Linked DNA regions of Mus musculus: all the other regions are linked to region 1. The links are chromatin loops, found by intact Hi-C in ENCODE. Cell type or tissue: heart. All regions are shown on one strand. Links, peaks and the distances in the headings refer to the core of each region. The heading gives the core; the rest is flanking DNA.

What was found. Hi-C counts contacts between places; a loop is a spot of excess contacts. Peaks named below come from ENCODE experiments on the same cell type or tissue, not always from the same donor. Only the 100,000 strongest peaks of a DNase experiment are listed, where the experiment ranks them.
Region 2: it touches region 1 in a loop (9-fold over the local background); 1 of 42 quality-filtered maps calls a loop at or near these places.
Region 3: a loop joins it to region 1, with 4 times the contacts of the local background. A loop is called at or near these places in 1 of 42 quality-filtered maps.

Annotation. Positions count from the first base shown.
Region 1 is chr11:86,481,974-86,487,344 of GRCm38, forward strand. It overlaps Rnft1 (ring finger protein, transmembrane 1), which reads left to right and starts at 2,684. Exons shown (of 9, transcript NM_029788.5): 1 at 2,684-2,826; 2 at 4,088-4,532; 3 at 4,683-4,759. The coding sequence starts at 4,139. In heart, for the core only: CTCF peaks have their summits at 2,074 and 2,735; DNase peaks (open chromatin) are centred at 2,498 and 3,148; H3K4me3 peaks cover 2,398 bases; H3K27ac peaks cover 2,201 bases.
Region 2 is chr11:86,542,487-86,547,857 of GRCm38, forward strand. Rps6kb1 (ribosomal protein S6 kinase, polypeptide 1) reads right to left here and starts at 2,321. Exons shown (of 15, transcript NM_001114334.2): 1 at 2,080-2,321. The coding sequence starts at 2,220. It overlaps Tubd1 (tubulin, delta 1), which reads left to right and starts at 2,505. Exons shown (of 9, transcript NM_019756.3): 1 at 2,505-2,744. In heart, for the core only: a CTCF peak has its summit at 5,171 (motif pointing left); a DNase peak (open chromatin) is centred at 2,355; H3K4me3 peaks cover 3,230 bases; H3K27ac peaks cover 1,910 bases.
Region 3 is chr11:86,198,848-86,204,218 of GRCm38, forward strand. Brip1 (BRCA1 interacting protein C-terminal helicase 1) reads right to left here and starts at 2,346. Exons shown (of 20, transcript NM_178309.2): 1 at 2,262-2,346; 2 at 25-147. The coding sequence starts at 117. Brip1os (BRCA1 interacting protein C-terminal helicase 1, opposite strand) reads left to right here and starts at 2,513. Exons shown (of 7, transcript NR_130959.1): 1 at 2,513-2,705. In heart, for the core only: a CTCF peak has its summit at 2,330; DNase peaks (open chromatin) are centred at 2,434 and 3,634; H3K4me3 peaks cover 3,246 bases; H3K27ac peaks cover 2,245 bases.

The DNA of each region.
Region 1 (5,371 bases), core at 176-5,175:
CTTCTCATGTCTTCTAGTCTTTTGTTTTTGTCAGTAACCCACTGAGTCCAATCAGTGATGCCTACTAGAATGCTAACTAATCCTGTTAACTTGATCTTGATCTGATCGGAGCTTCGTAAGTTCATGGGTTCAACAACCATGCCTTGTCCCTGAAACAGAATCTCACAGCACCCCTCCCCTCCCTCCTGCTCTTACCTCTCTCCACCCTCCTTCCCAGATGTTTCTTAGCCTGGTAGGGAGGGAGGATTGAAACAGATGGCCCTGACCAAGAAGCGCTCAACACTCTCAGCATTAACTGCTGGATACTGCAGTGTCTTTGGCCCAAACGGAGGGCAGTACTAGTCTATGGATATAAGCATATTCAGAAGGCAGTTTGACATGTCCCTTATTAGAACAGCAGTAGGTTCCTCCTTAGGGCCTGTGACCTCCTGAGCCATGACCAGGTTGACAGTACTTGATCTGAATTCCCTCCTGTGGTTGGTTCCCCTTGTTCTGTGCCACTGCTGTACCAGCAGGCACATCTTGCCTGGCACGAGCCTTGCTTTCTTAACTAACTAATTAGAATGAAAACGCCGTTTCTAATATTCCGGATTCGAGTGAAAAGAAATCTTATCCCAGAAATCAAAGCTCATCTCAAGTGCTCTCTTTCAAATCTGTGACTGTTTAGTCAAGGTATTTGAATAAAATGTACTAATAAATTTCCAGTATGTACTGATATGCCTTCAGTGTGTTATATTGTTAAAATGGGAATTTGGGGCTGGAGAGATGGCTCAGAGGTTAACAGCACTGGCTGCTCTTCCAGAAGTCCTGAGTTCAATTCCCAGCAACCATGTGGTGGCTCACAACCATCTGTAATGAGATCTGGTGCCTTCTTCTGGTGTGCAGGCATATATACAGGGAGAACGTTGTATACATACTAAATGAATCTAAAATAAATACATAAAAAAATAAAATGGGAATTTGAACATTAGGTATATTAAGTTTACAAACTGTTGTTCTGCTGTCGTTGGGGCGTGATTATGTGACATTTCATGATTTTCCTGCTGCCTAAATTTGCATTTATGTTATTTTTTGAGATTTAGAGTTTTACTCTGGGGCTGGTGAGATGGCTCAGTGGGTAAGAGCACCCGACTGCTCTTCCGAAGGTCCAGAGTTCAAATCCCAGCAACCACGTGGTGGCTCACAACCATCTGTAACAAGATCTGATGCCCTCTTCTGGAGTGTCTGAAGACAGCTACAGTGTACTTACATATAATAAATAAATAAATCTTTAAAAAAAAAAAAAAAGAGTTTTACTCTGTATCATAGATTGGCCTGGAACTCACAGCATCTTTCTGTCTTAGTCTTCAAAATTCTAGGATTACAATCATGAGCCACTAATGCTTATCATACGTTCATTTTAGTTTAAAATAAAACTACTCACATAGGATCTCTGCTGTGCACAAAATTTGCAGTCTCAGTTGGCTCCCTGGAACCCAAATAAAGGTAGGAGAGAAAATTTCCCAAAAGTGTCCTCTGTCGTACCAGTTCAGGCACTACCTGTCACCATCACGCACAGGCACAAATAGGCCTGTTCTACTTGGGACCAAGTCTTAAAAAAAGAGAGTGCTAATGTGCTGGTCACAGAGAGAAGCAGATCCAAAAGAGCATTGGGATTTTTTAAAGTGCTTTTTGACTTGAGAGAAATTTAAGAATAGTCTCAAGATGAATGAAGGGCTGAGGCTAAAACCAGTAGATTCAGTTATACTACTATGAAAGGAAGACAAAATTTCATGGCTAAGGAGATTTTGACAAGGTATTTGAAAGGTTTAAGTCAGGTAGAAAGACAAAATTACTGGACACGTAACTCAGAAGTGTCTCTGCAAAAAGCCAAGTGTGTGCAAAACGCCAGACTTTTGCCTAGTCACGTCAGCCTCCGATGAAATACTTAATTTCAAGAATCATAGGAATCCTGTTATACATATGATGTCCTAGATTTTCCAGAACTGTGTTTTTTTTTTTTTTCCTTGTAGTATCTTTTTTCCCCTTTAGTAGCCTTTATTTTAGAAGTCGAGTTCCCTGCTCGCCAACACGGGGTTTTCTAAATCTACTTCCAGGGCCTCACAAACTTCCTGGCGCGTCTGATATCCAGTTCTGGCACCCGGTTCTGGCACGAACTAGGGCACACTGTTCAACTTCAGGCTTGGAACCCGAATCCAGGTCACACAACCTCTCTGCCCAGGCAGCCCAGCGGGTCTGGCGTAGCTAGCAACACGCAGCCGGAAGCCAGATCGCGGCTCCCGGTACGCAGCCCGCTGCCGAGCAGGTTCCTGGACCTACCCATTTTCAACCTCAAGTACTGAAGGACTCCGAAGCGTGTGACTGATCACTAATACACGCAAGACGTGACAGCCACGCAGACTTAATTAGCACACACGTCCGCCACTACGCCACTCGTATAACATCACCAACAGGGCCACAGGGCGACAGGGCGGGTCTACGATGTTCAGGGCGGGGCCTAGATGCGCCCTCCTCCTCCTCCTCCCAGTGAAGGCGGGGCTAGGGACTCGGGACAGGGCCTAAAGGTTCCCTTCTCTGCTGGGAAGGGCGGGGCCGGGATGAGCGCGGGGCGGGGCCTAGAGGCTCCTTCTTCCACTGGGCGAGGGCGTGGCCCGGCGAAGGCGGGCCGCGCGTGACGACGTCTAGGGAGCGCGCGCGCCGCCGCGGGGCCAGGCCGAGCGCTGCTGGTGGCGTCCGAGGCTGAAGGCTTGGCGAGAAGGGCTTGCGGCCGCGTGTCGGGCTGTTGGTATTGTGGCTGCCGAGGCCGCCCGCTCCTGGTCATGAGAGGTCAGGCCTGGGGAAGGGGGTGAGGCGGAGGGTTTCCGGGGAGAAGAGCCGAAGCTCGGACGTGGGTGGAGAACTCTGTCCTCGCGGATTCCGGAAGAGTTGGCGTTGACTTTTCTTTCTCCCTTTCCCCTTTTCTTGTTTATGTATGAAGGAGGGCAGGTTTTGTGTTTCTTTTTTAATAGCAGAGACACAAACTGTCCTGTCCCAAGTCGCTCTTCAGAGAGTGAGGCGATAGAGCCGCTGTGGCTTCCGAGCCTCTTCGAAACGTCACACAGTAACTGCACGGTTTCAGCCAGCCAGCCTCCGCCGCAGCTAGCTCCATCGCGGGGGAAACGGGAGAGGCCCGGCGGTGGGCTCTGCGTTTCGTCGGGCGACAGCACGATTCTGGCACCCTGGTCCGAGATCCACACTGGATCACGTAGGGATCTTGCCCTGCCCACAGCCTCTCTTCTGACACCCCTAACCAAGCCGATGGTGGCATTTTTATTCGGGAGGCTAACTCCTTATTTAGACTAAAGCATCACTTAGCAATTACGTGATGACTCCCCCTAAGGGTCCTCTTTCAAAGGCATTTGACTAACATTCTTTTGGAAGGAGAAGCAATATTCTCGGTGGCACCATTAATTACTGAAAACCTTATTAGCTTTGTGGAAGCTGTTTCAGCATAAAATGAAGTGTTTATTATCTTTGTTGATGCTTAATTAAGGCACTGATTTTTTTCCTTCTAAACATTAATGAATCTGTAAAAAAAAATCTATTGTATTTATTTAGTGTGTGTGTCAGAGGACTTGTGGGAGTCAGTTCATTGCTTCCACCATATGAGTTTAGGGGATTTAACTCAAATTAAAGGTCTTGACTTACCCAGCCATCTCACCCACCCTTAGCAAACTTCCTGATGTGGACTCTGCCTCAGAGTACATGAGCCAACTTATTCAGCATTAGTGCTGCTATTCACTGTGGTATCTGCTGGGCACCCCTTTGACTCTTTGCTGATGTCTTTTGGCACATTTGAAAAATCAAGACATCTGCAGTGCTTTGTACTTTAAGTAGCCCCTGGTTCAAAACTCTTGGTTTGCCAAGTTGGACTTCGAGGTTGGAGTGGGGCAGGGCAGCAGAGCTTTGACAGTTGCAAAGATTGAAGGACCTGAAACTTGTCTGTGACTGTCAACTGCCCCTTTAGTGAACAAAGGACACCTAATGAACCGATGCACTGCTTGTGATTAACTTAGAATGCTTTCTGCTCTTTGATTTTACTTTTAAGGAGAAAGAGTCCTGAAGCAAAGACATTTTAGAGAGAAAATACTCAAGGGCCATGCAAGCCAGCTGTAACCAACTGCATGATCCTCCGGGCACTGCACATGAAGATGCTGCAGCCTCCCCGTGTGGTCATTCAAGATCAACAGAAGGTTCCCTTCACCCTGGGGATGTACATATCCAAATAAACTCCGGACCAAAAGAATATTCTGAAAATCCAAGCTCTAGAAATCCCAGGTCAGGCGTCTGTACTTGTGCCCATGGATGTGTGCATGGTCGTTTCCGGAGTTACTCCCACAGTGAAGCAAGACCACCTGATGACTTTGCTACAGAGTCTGGGGAACATGGAAGTGGCTCCTTCTCAGAATTCCGCTATCTCTTCAAGTGGTTGCAAAAAAGTCTTCCTTATATTTTAATTCTGGGTATTAAACTTGTTATGCAGCATATAACAGGTAGGAAATAAAACTGCTGAATTAAGTTTCCCATTTTATTAATAATTTTAACATATTTTGGTTGCTAGCTTTTAAAAATTATATCAGTATATATAATCTTGTTGGTTTTTTTTCTTTTCTTTCAATTAACTAGAACTTATTTTCTAACAGGAATTTCTCTTGGAATTGGGCTGCTAACAACTTTTATGTATGCAAACAAAAGCATTGTAAATCAGGTTTTTCTAAGAGTAAGTATGACAAGCAACTAAATCATTAACTCTTTCTCTCTACAGAATTAGAGATAACTTTGAGAGAAATATAAGTTACTTTCCAGAGGAGTAGGAAACAACAGGATACATTGTGATGGCCACCACATGCTTTGTTTTATTTTCTAAATAAGTACCCTGTCCTTTTTTTTTTTTTTGGTTTTTCGAGACAGGGTTTCTCTGTGTAGCCCTGGCTGTCCTGGAACTCACTTTGTAAACCAGGCTGGCCTCGAACTCAGAAATCCGCCTGCCTCTGCCTCTGCCTCTGCCTTCCAAGTGCCGGGATTAAAGGCATGCGCTACCACACCCGGCTTAAGTTCCCTGTCCTAATGCGTAACTAAGCAATTTTTAGGAACCAAACAACTAACCTTACTTAAGTTGTTTGGTTCCTAAAAAAAGGAAACAAAACAAACCTAGACAGGAGGGTTAAGAGACTTAGACCACACTGTGTGATCTAGTTTGGCAAGGACCTTTGTACTTTATGAGTTAATTATACAGAGTAGTATAATATCATTTTAAAAGCTGATTGATGCTGCATGAGACTGGCAGGAAATAAAAGCAAGCACTGACTACATTGGCCCTGGTGTTTTACGT
Region 2 (5,371 bases), core at 214-5,213, 61 kb after region 1:
TGAGACATTAGGACATCTCTTAGTAATATACTCAAGGTCTGGCAGTACACACCACTATATTCTTGGCACTCAAAAACCTGATGCAGAGGAATTTGCAAATGCAAAATCACATTTGAATTTGAAGCCACCGCCACCCGGCTACACAGTGACACAAGGTTTTGGGGGTTTTGTTTTTTGTTTTTTAAAAGGACACACTGAAGAGAAACATTTCAACTCTAAAAGTATCTTCTTCAAAATCCTCTTGGATTACTTCTGCTCTTCCTCCTAAATTCCTGCCCCTATGGTTGTGGTCACATTTCATCCTCTGATCCACTTTTCCTGTCCCCCTCCTCAACATCCTTTCAGAATCCTTCCTGCAAAACAAAAGCCCAAGAGTAGGCCAACACTCAAGCACCTACTGTTCCTGAAGCACACTGAGAGAGAGAAAAAGAAATAAGGCTCCATCCAGTTCATACCAAGAACTGTAATGCACTACTGTACTCTCCAAGGATGATAAACCCAGACTGAAAATTCCACCAGCAACTAATCACAGTACTCACAGAAGTGCTCCTTACCAGTTTTCTCTCTGGCTCTACTCCAAAACCACTGCCATATGGAACCAATATAACTGAACAGTGGATCACATTTATAATTAAAGTAATCCTGTGTGTGCTTCAAATTTAGAACTCACCACATCTGATTAAAAGGCTAAGTGGAATTCCACATGAAAACATGAAATTAAAAAGTGCGTGTAATACCCACATTTAGAACTCTGAAATTCTAACTGAGACTCACTTGATTATGAAAAGAATAATCTATGTGGGCCCACTTAATTTCCTAAAGTGTTCAAAGTCCTTTATACATAGCATTTCAATAGTTTGCCAGAAGGGCACAATTTATTCACTAAAGGAAAACTGGGGGTGAGAAGGAGACCCCATGTAAATACAGCAACTATCTAACATCAGCCATAAACCCATATTCTTCTACAGATGACTTAAAGACATTTAAAGTCACTAGGAGGTTATTACTGATGACATTTGTCCAAGATTGGTTATTTAGTTTGATGTATTTTTTTAACCCTTGGTGTAAAATATGTACGTTTCAGTAAGTATTACTGTAGAAAAAATGGTATACATAAATAACAAACTACTAGGACAGCAAAGGTAAAGCCAAGATGTGCACTAGAAAAGCGACTCTAAATTTAAACTTCAGCAAGGAAAACCCTCACACCACTATTCACAAGTCTCGGTTCAAGCAATTTATTTTTGGCGAGACAAATCACAGCTGTCAACGCTTTTTTTCCCACCCTACAATTACATAAATTATTCTGAAAAAAAAATATAGACATCTTCAACTTGAAGGGAATTAACTTACAAATGCCGTGTGTCGTTATGAATGGGGGTTTTTTTTTCCTTTAAAAAGTCACACGGAAGGGGGGTTAAAAATAAAAGGCAAACAAACAAACCCTGGAAGATGCAGCAGAGCCCCCTTGCTCCCGAAATAAAACTCCTGGTGGCTGTCACAGCAGTGCTACTCCCGACAGAAGTTTTCAGCTGTCACTTCTAACAGCTGAGCGCTTCCTAGGAGAGAAGCGACAGGCCGAGAAGAGAGGTGGTTGTGGGGAGTCTGAAGATTTAAGGCTTGCAATCTTACACTCCACAGGGAAACCCTTCCGCATCTCACCTGCACTAAGGGGGACACCCCAACAAGATCGGCCCTCCCCACCCCCAGCACACGCTCACACCACCCGGGCCGCACTCAAGCCCCACAGCTCCAGAAGCCGACCGCGCGCCTTTTCTCCTCGGCGCTCCAGAAACACATTGCTCCGGGGCAGCGCTCAGCTAGGGATCAGGGCGAGCCCTGCACCTGCGCGCCCCGCAGAGGCCTCACACCTAGGGCCAGGTCCGTCCGCCCGCCCGCCCGCTCCCCGACTCGGCCGCGCGGCGCCTCAGCTCCTCCCGGAGACCGCTCGCGTCCCCCCCGGGTCTCCACGCCCTCGGGCACACCAGGCTTCCCGGGCCCACGCCGCCACCCCGGCCCTGTCACCTCGCCGCTGCCCCCCCACCCCGCCGCCCATACCCCGGGGACCCCGGGCCTCACCCCCTCCTCCAGCTCATCCTCAGAGCCTGCATCTTCTGGCTGGTCCAGGTCTATGTCAAACACTCCTGCCATGTCCTCAGCTTCCCTGTGTCGGAAGTCAGGCGCTAGGTAAAAGCCGTCCCGCCTCCGTCGTCGCCTCATGGGCCCGGACCCGCCGCAGACTCCACGGCTGCTGCCGCCATCACCGGCTGCTTAAGCTCAATGCGTCTGCGCCTAGGCCCCAGACTGGCTCCTCAAGTTCAGCTCCGGCGCATGCGTACAAAGTCTTCTGAAGCCATACAGTGGGCAGCGGACATGCGTAGCATTAGCTCCCGGGGCCAGGTACTGGCAGGAGCATGCGCAGAACACCGTCCGAAGCCAAGCCGGGAAAGTACAGCTTGCGCGTTTCTGTCTAAGGCGTTTGCCGGACACGGAGCATGCGTACCATATCTGAAGTTGATAAATTGAAATTGAACATGCGTGATTAGCCTTCCTAAATAGAAGAAGGGAAACGAGGGTCGAAAAAAGACAAGCCCTCAGCAGAGCTCTTCGCATAAGGAGCGAGCGCATTTATTTGTTCTAAGTAGTTTTTTTTTTTAAAGTATTGAAAGTGAGCATGCGCGTAGTGAGAGGGTTGGTCTTCTGAAGTTTGAACCGAACTGAAACTGCCGGTCGCAGAGCTGTCAGTGAGTGTGGGGTTACCGGGGAGCTGATAGGGAAGAAAGGCAAAGAGAGACTCTTGTCTTTGCTATTTGCTAATTCAGTGGCTTGGAAAAGTTACATAACCCTTCGGTAACTCAATTTCCTTAACTGTAAAGTGAGAATAGAATTACCTACAATGCAGTCTTAGACGTTAAGTTGAAAATCTGGTTCACAAGCCTCTGCTCCTTTCCGGGGCTACATAGACTTGATGTGAAGCACTTATCAAAAATACTCTTTTTAAAATAGTCCCTGTTCTCCGAGAGGCTGAGGCAGAAGGATCATGTGTTTCAAGTCAGCCCAGACTAATTAGACAGTTTCAGGCGTAACTGGGCTACATAGAGAGATGTTGTCTAAAAACAAACAACGTCGTTTAAAAATAATAAAGATTTAGTTTCATATTTTATCTGGTCTTTCTCTAAGCTCCAACTTTGTTTTTCTTTCTTTTCTTTCCGAGACACGATCTCGCTATGTAGCTCTGGCTGTCCTGGAACGCACTGTGTAGGTGCAAACTCACAGAGATCGGTCTGCCTCAGCCTCCCAAGTGTTGTTGGGTTGAAAGGCTTGCACCACTATGCCTGGATCCAACTTTATGCTAGTTGGTTTGGTTTTTGGTTTTCAGAGACAGGATTTCTTTATGTGGCCCTGGCTGTCCTGGAACTCTCTGTGTCCTCAAACTCAGAGATCTGCCTACCTCTGTCTCTTGAGTACTGGAATTAAAGGTATAGCCACCATGACTGGGCTTATTGATCTTAACTGTGCTTTCCGGGCCAGAAGACGGTTGGTGAGAAAACAGAAAATTAATGTTATTGAATGTTCTATTGTTGAGCTAACTTCTGATGTCCATGTAGTGTGAAATGTATACAAAGAATTCCTTCAGGATCATATTTCCTTTAGATTATTTATGTGTGTGAGTATATATGCACATGTGTGTGAATGTGAGCACTTATGCAAATGCACAGGAGATGAGGGCATCCAGCTCTCTCTCTCTCTCTCCCTCTCTCTCTCTCTCTCTCTGAACTTGGGGCTGAGTTTTCTCAACCAAGTGGAAGCTATCCACAGTGGTCCTTCTGTCCGCACTGGACTTGCCTCTGTAACTACAGGCCTGCACAGGACTCCTGGCTTGCTATGTGGGTGCTGCTTCTAGGCTCCGGTCCCCGTGGCTACACAGCCCCCACAACCAACACTTTTGTTATGGTTTATTTGTTTTCTTTTAAAAGTGTACTTGGGACAACAGTGAATGTGAATCATATTTTGGAAACCATTGAATTGTATGTGAATGAATTTGGGCCAGTGAACCCTAAATCCCCCAAATTATAGAGTGAGGGAATTTCTTGAAATGACTAGATTCTTAGATGGGGACAGGAAATTTGAGGAAAAAGGTGTGTTATTCCAAAATTTCACTGAGGTCTCACCATCTGAGAATCGGGATTCTAGTTCAGAGGACTGGGGAAGATGGCTCAGGGACAAAGTACTCGCAATGCAAGCCTGAGGGTCTGAATATGAATCTCCAGAACCCATGTTAAACCAGATGTGTTAGCACATCCCAACACTCCTATGGAAAGATGGGGAGTGGAGACAGGATATTCCCTAGAATCATGGGTCAGCTAGTCTAATGCACAGCTGCAAACAACAGAAGAGAGGCCCATCTTCAGACCTGGTAGAAAGCAAGGACCACACACATACATACACACAAAATTTTCTGTGAAAGTTGCCTATTAGAGACAACATTTCTTTTTTTGTTTGGTTGGTTTTGTTTTGTTTTGTTTTTTTCGAGACAGGGTTTCTCTGTAGTCCTGGCTCTCCTGGGAACTCACTCTGTAGACCAGGCTGCCCTCGAACTCAGAAATCCGCCTGCCTCTGCCTCCCAAGTGCTGGGATTAAAGGCATGTGCCACCATGCCCGGCAACATTTCTTTTATATAGGGCTATTTCAAATAAGAACATTAAAATAGTAATGAGCCATGCTTATGGCCTAAGAGTATATGATTTCTTACTCTGTTTGCAGATATAAGCCTGCAGTTTTCTAGGATGCTCTTGAACAAGCCATAAGCTCCATTTACAGAAAAACATGTTATAACTCCCTTGCTGCAACCTTTGTGCTATTTGGTTTTACCTTGTCAGCCTGTTGACCTCCCCAGTACACTCTAGGAAACACTTTGTAATTATACACACACACACATGCGCACACACACACAAGAGGGAAAGAAAAACATGTCTCTTGGAAAGTCTTTGAACAATATAATGTCAAGACAATAAAATCAGGCTGGAGAGATGGCTCAGGAGTTAAGAGAACTTGCTGCTCTTGCAGAGGACCCAGGTTCAGTTCCAAGCATCTGCAAGGCAATTGTGACTGCAGCCCCAGATGATATGTTCTGACACCCTCTTTTGGCCCTTGAGGGCACTGCATGCATGTAGTCAACAGACATACATGCAGGTAAAACATGCACATAACATAGGAATAAATTCACAGCACTCAGGAGGCAGAGGGAAGATGATCTCCTTAAGTTTGGGGTTAGCCTGATCTATATAGTGAGTTCCAGGATAGCCAGAGTCACACATTGAGGCCCTATCTCAAAAACAAGAAAAAAAAAGATTAATTAAGTACTTTTAAA
Region 3 (5,371 bases), core at 76-5,075, 280 kb before region 1:
ACTCAGCTGCTGTAAAAGACTTACAGAATTCATCATCGCAAGCTGTGCTGGATACGCTCTACAGGGAAAGTGGATCTTCACCCCACCGATGGTGTAGTCAGACAACACTGAGGACATTCTGCCTTCTTCTCTACTTTAGGTGCTTCACTACAACAGAAACAATAAAATCAGTAGAAGGGTTGGCGAGATGGATTCCCAGAGCCCACATCAGGCACCTTACAAATGCCTGTAACTCCAGCTCCAAGGACTCCCACAACCTTATCTGGCTTCTGCAATAACCTGCATTTACCTGGCATAGCCATCCACACATACACTCACAAATATAAAAAGGATTACAGTTTACATATCGAAATAATGTCATTCAAAGAAAACCAGACACCTAGCAATAGAGCTGAAGTCTGATAATAAAAACTGGAATTAATAAGCACATATATAAAAGTAATAGAAATAAAAAAAAATCTTATCCTTATAAATAAATCTCAGGGTCAAGAGCACATACGTACTAGAGTCTGACCAGTCTAGACTGGCACTCCATGATGTATTAGTTATGATGTAAGGCAAGTCACTTTTCTAGAACTCCATGTCCTCAGGTACAGAATAGGAGTCCTAACAGAAACAAGCCTTATAAGACTGCTGTAAAAGTTAAATAATGTAAAAACATACTGTACATGGCAGATGAAACACAAGCTCCTATAACAAGTTTGATTACATATATTCAACTTATAGATACAACAGATTTCTGAAGCAGCTCTGCTATTCCATAGCCTCACTGTTTCCTCTTATTCTGTACATTCCTGTTTGCCCTTTTCACACTCTCCCAGTTAGAAGGAAAAGGCAGATGAATGGGCAGGAAGCACAGGTTGTATCTATGACTTAACATTTTTCACCTGTAAGTCTAAAATTCTTTTCTGCAATAATATCTAACTTTAAAAATTGTTGTAAGGGAGAAAGTATCTTTCCACAGAAATTCACTTAATTTTTTTTAAATCATCTTTTAGTTTACTGGGGGAGGAGAACCCGCATGGCATGACACGTGTGTGGAAGTGAGAAGACAGTGTTCTGGAGACAGAATAGGTTCCCTCCTCTCACCATGTGGGTCTCAGGAATTAAACACTGCTAGCTCGGTTGAGTCCTTTACCTGCTGAGTCAGCTCAGTAATTCTGAAATCAGGAGATTATAATTGAAACAAAATAGATTTAAATCCCACTGTTTGCATCACCTAACCTCCCAGACACTTTTATTGACTGAAGAATTTCGACAGTGGTGAGAAAATCTGGTAAACTCAGTCTGTGAATGGAGATGGTTAAGACAGAAGGTACAACAGGTCATGAAGTCAATAACTTTAACCACAGCTTCTGTGCTCCAAAAAACCCACCACTCTTAAGTTATTTTTCATTTCTAAATATTGTTCTGTCAGACAAGACCTGCATAAAATCAAGCCAAGGAGACCTGTCAACATCCCATCAGGCAGTACTAATTGGACTCATTGGGTGGGAGGGGCGTGTGAAGGGGTCCCGAAGCAGTGTGAAGGATGTACTGGGGATAGGTCAAGATACTTTGTATATATGCATAAACTATCAAAGAATAAATAAAAGATATTGTTAGAAAAAGTATCCAATCACTGATTTTTATCTGTAAACCTCTGAGGTTTAATGGACTCTAACAGCTTATTCTGAAGCAAAAACTCAATATTGTGTTACTAAAATTAATCGAGATGGCAATCTATGCCTGAAGCTGTGGCAACATTCCTCTCAAAACTCATCAGACAATCACACTTCCGGATGTGGTGGCGCAATTCTTCTGGCCCCCAACAATCTCTGGTGGATCTCTGTACGATCGATCGAGGGCAGCCAGGTCTGCACTCCGAGTTCCAGCCCAGCCAGAGCTGGAGGGTGAGACCCTGTCTCTTTAAGAGAAGGGGGGGGGGGGGGCGGGTTAACAAATCTGTAGCCCTTCCAGAAGTACCGCGGAAGCTGGGGCTACCTCCAGCCTGCGTTCACAGAATGTAAGGACAGGCTCCCTGGCCCTCAGCTTTCCTTCCCCAAGCTCCTAGTTCTCACATGTCCACGGGGAGCCACACCATAGAGCCCGAGAGCCCGCCGGCGCCAGCCTGCAGGAGCCCGTCCCCTCCCCGCGCCCTCCTTTCCATTTGCCCACGGCTGGCTCCCGCTCCCAGAGAAAAGGAACGGCTGACGTTTGACAGAAGGCAACGCGGAGCCGACCTACAAGGAAAGCTCGCGAGTACGAAAGTCCTCCCTCACCGGCTGTTCCGACGCTGCCAGGTACCAAGGTACAGCCACTCCTCCCTCTCCAGGCTGCACTCCGCAGCGCCACACAGATGAATTCGCGCCTCCCGCCCCTCGGTTCCCAGTCAGCCAATCACACAGCCAGACCGGAAAAGGAAACAGCCAATCATCGTACGAGGCCAACGCTATACCGCCCAATGGGAGCCCGCGAAGTAAAATCAACCCTCGAGTACTTGGCGGGACCGGAAGACGAGCACCGCCCCTCCCCCAAACCCCACCCCGCGAAAAAGACTGGGACAAGTTCCGCACATTTGCTTGAAGGAAAAAAAAAAATTCTTGTACTGTGAGACTTTAAGAAGCACAAAATGGGCGTTAGACGGGTCTTACATTTGGTGCATTGACCGGGAATCGTCCTGCTGGCGGGTCCAGTGACAGGAGACCGGAGGATTGTTCGAGCAGGTACCGCGGCTGTGTCTCTTTGTGTCCGCCCTTGGCGTGCGTCTATTCCGCGCGTCTATTCCGTCTGTTCCCTCTATTTTGAGTCGGCTGCAAGTCAGTTTGGTTTCGGTTTGCAAAGGAGTTGTCTGCCGGGGGTTGCCAGAAGCGACCTTAACGCTGCGGTAACGAAGAGTCCTGGAGGACGCTCCAGACTCTCAGAGTGGGAAGTCGGATCCGATCCGCGAGATCCGGGAGGGCTCGACTTCATCTGGGGGTCAGTGGCAAAGAGACCACTACCAAGTTATTCAGTGTATCTTCTGTGGCGCTCGTGGCAGGGGCGCGTTGGTATTTTACTTTCTGTTTTTCTTTTTGTGTGTGGACTGGGACTGACGTTATTTTTGGACAGAATGGGACACTGACCTTCCACCCCTCCGAGTTTTACTCTAGAACATTGGAGGGAGGTTAAGACTAGAGCTCACAATCTCTCAGTAAATGTGAAGAAAAATAAATGGTTTACTTTTTGCTCGTCAGAGTGGCCCACCTTTCAGATTGGATGGCCTCCTGAGGGTTCTTTCTCACTGCCTCTTATATTGTCCGTCAAGAGGTGCATTTTTGGTGCTGGCTCGAAGAGCCACCCTAATCAGGTCCCATATATCATAGTGTGGGAAGATTTAGTCACCGATCCCCCTCCTTGTGTTCGCCCGGTTCCTCTTCAGGACCAATGGCTGTGCCAATCTTCGCCCTTCAGGATAGGCCCAAGAAAGATGTTCTCCCCACCACGGATACTGATCTTCTTCTTTATCTCCCTCCCCTTTATCCTCTCTCTCTCTCTCTCTCTCTCTCTCTCTCTCTCTCTCTCTCTCTCTCTCTCTCCTCATGCAGCTCAAGCTGCAGGGCCTTTGGCCCCGCCCATTCCGCCTGGAGAATCAGGGGGACTCGCCATCCTCCTCCCTCCCCAGGTCAGAGGGACCTGCTCAGGAGACTCAGAGACAGTGGAGGCAACTCCTGAGGGTGCCCATATTCTGCCCCTCCCGGCCTATGGTCCCCGGATGAACAAGGTCATCAGCCTTTCAGTATTGGCCGTTTTCCTCCAATGACTTATATAACTGGAAAACTCATAACCCCTCATTTTCTGAGAATCCACAAGGTCTAATTAACTTAATTGAATCACTTCTCCCATCAGCCCACATGGGAAGATAGTCAGCAACTGCTTCAGGTTCTCTTTACCACAGAGGAAAAGCAGCGAATCCTTGAGGCTAGGATACATGTCCCGGGGTCAGGTGGGCGCCCTTCCCTCCTGCCAGGGAATATTGATGCAGGCTTCCCATTGACCAGACCGAACTGGGACTTCAACACCCCTAAAGGTAGGGAGCACCTGAAGGTCCACCGCCAGGCTCTGATGGCAGGTCTCAAAGGGTCAGCACACTGCCCCACCAATTTGACTAAGGTAAGGGAAGTGGTACAGGGGCTGAATGAGTCTCCCTCTGCCTTCCTAGAGAGACTCATGGAGGCCTTTCGCCAGTTTACCCACTATGATCCTAGCAGTGAAGAGCATAAGGCAACAGTTACTGTTGCCTTTATTGACCAATCTAGCAGAGATATTAGGAAGAAGTTGCAGAAACTTGAGGGATTGTAAGACAAGTCTCTAAAGGAACTAGTGCAAGTAGCTGAGAAGGCTTATCATAACCAAGAGTCAGAAGAAAAGAAGGAGGAGAGAAGGCAGAAGGAACAGGAAGCTAGAGAACTCAAAGGAGAGAAGAAACAGGAAAGGAACCTCCAGAGGATCTTGGCCACTGTAGTCAGAGAAAATTGAAAACCTAGTAAGATAGTACCTGCCAACAGAAGAGAGCCCCTGGCTAAGGATCAGTATGCCTACTGTAAAGAAAAAGATCAGCCAGGCGTGGTGGCACCCACCTTTAATCCCAGCACTCGGGAGGCAGAGGCAGGCAGATTTCTGAGTTCCAGGCCAGCCTGGTCTACAAAGTGAGTTCCAGGACAGCCAGGACTACACAGAGAAACCCTGTCTCGAAAAAACCAAAAAGAAAGAAAGAAAGAAAGAAACAAACAAAGAAACAAACAAAGAAACAAACAAAGAAACAAAGAAGTCATTGGGCGAGACTGTCCCAAGAAGAAGAAGAGGGGACTCTACACCTCCGAAAAGAGGCAAATAGGCCCCAAGGTGCTGGCCATACAAGAGGACAGTGGTTGGGGAGACGGGGTTCGGACCCCCTCCCCGAACCCAGGGTAATCCTTAAAGTGGAGGAGAAACCCACCCAGTTTCTTGTGGACACAGGGGCCTAACACTTAGTCCTATTACAAACTGATGGACCAATTTCTAATAAGAAGTCTTGGGCCCAGGGGGCTACAAGAAACAAATACTCATGGACTACCCAAGGAACAGTGGATCTTGGCATGGGCCCGGTATCCCACTTATTCATTGTTATTCCTGAATGCCCCTACCCCATGTTGGGGAGAGATCTCCTCACCAAGATGGGGCACAGATCCATTTCCTCCCTGGGGGACCACAAGTCAAGGGCCATCAAAGAGAGCCCATCCAGGTATTGACCAGGAAGTTAGAGGATGAATATCAATTGTTTGAAGACAGGAGCCAAGAGGTTAAAGATATGGACTGGTGGTTGCAAAATTACCCACATGGGCATGGGCAGAAACTGCAGGGATGAGGAAGG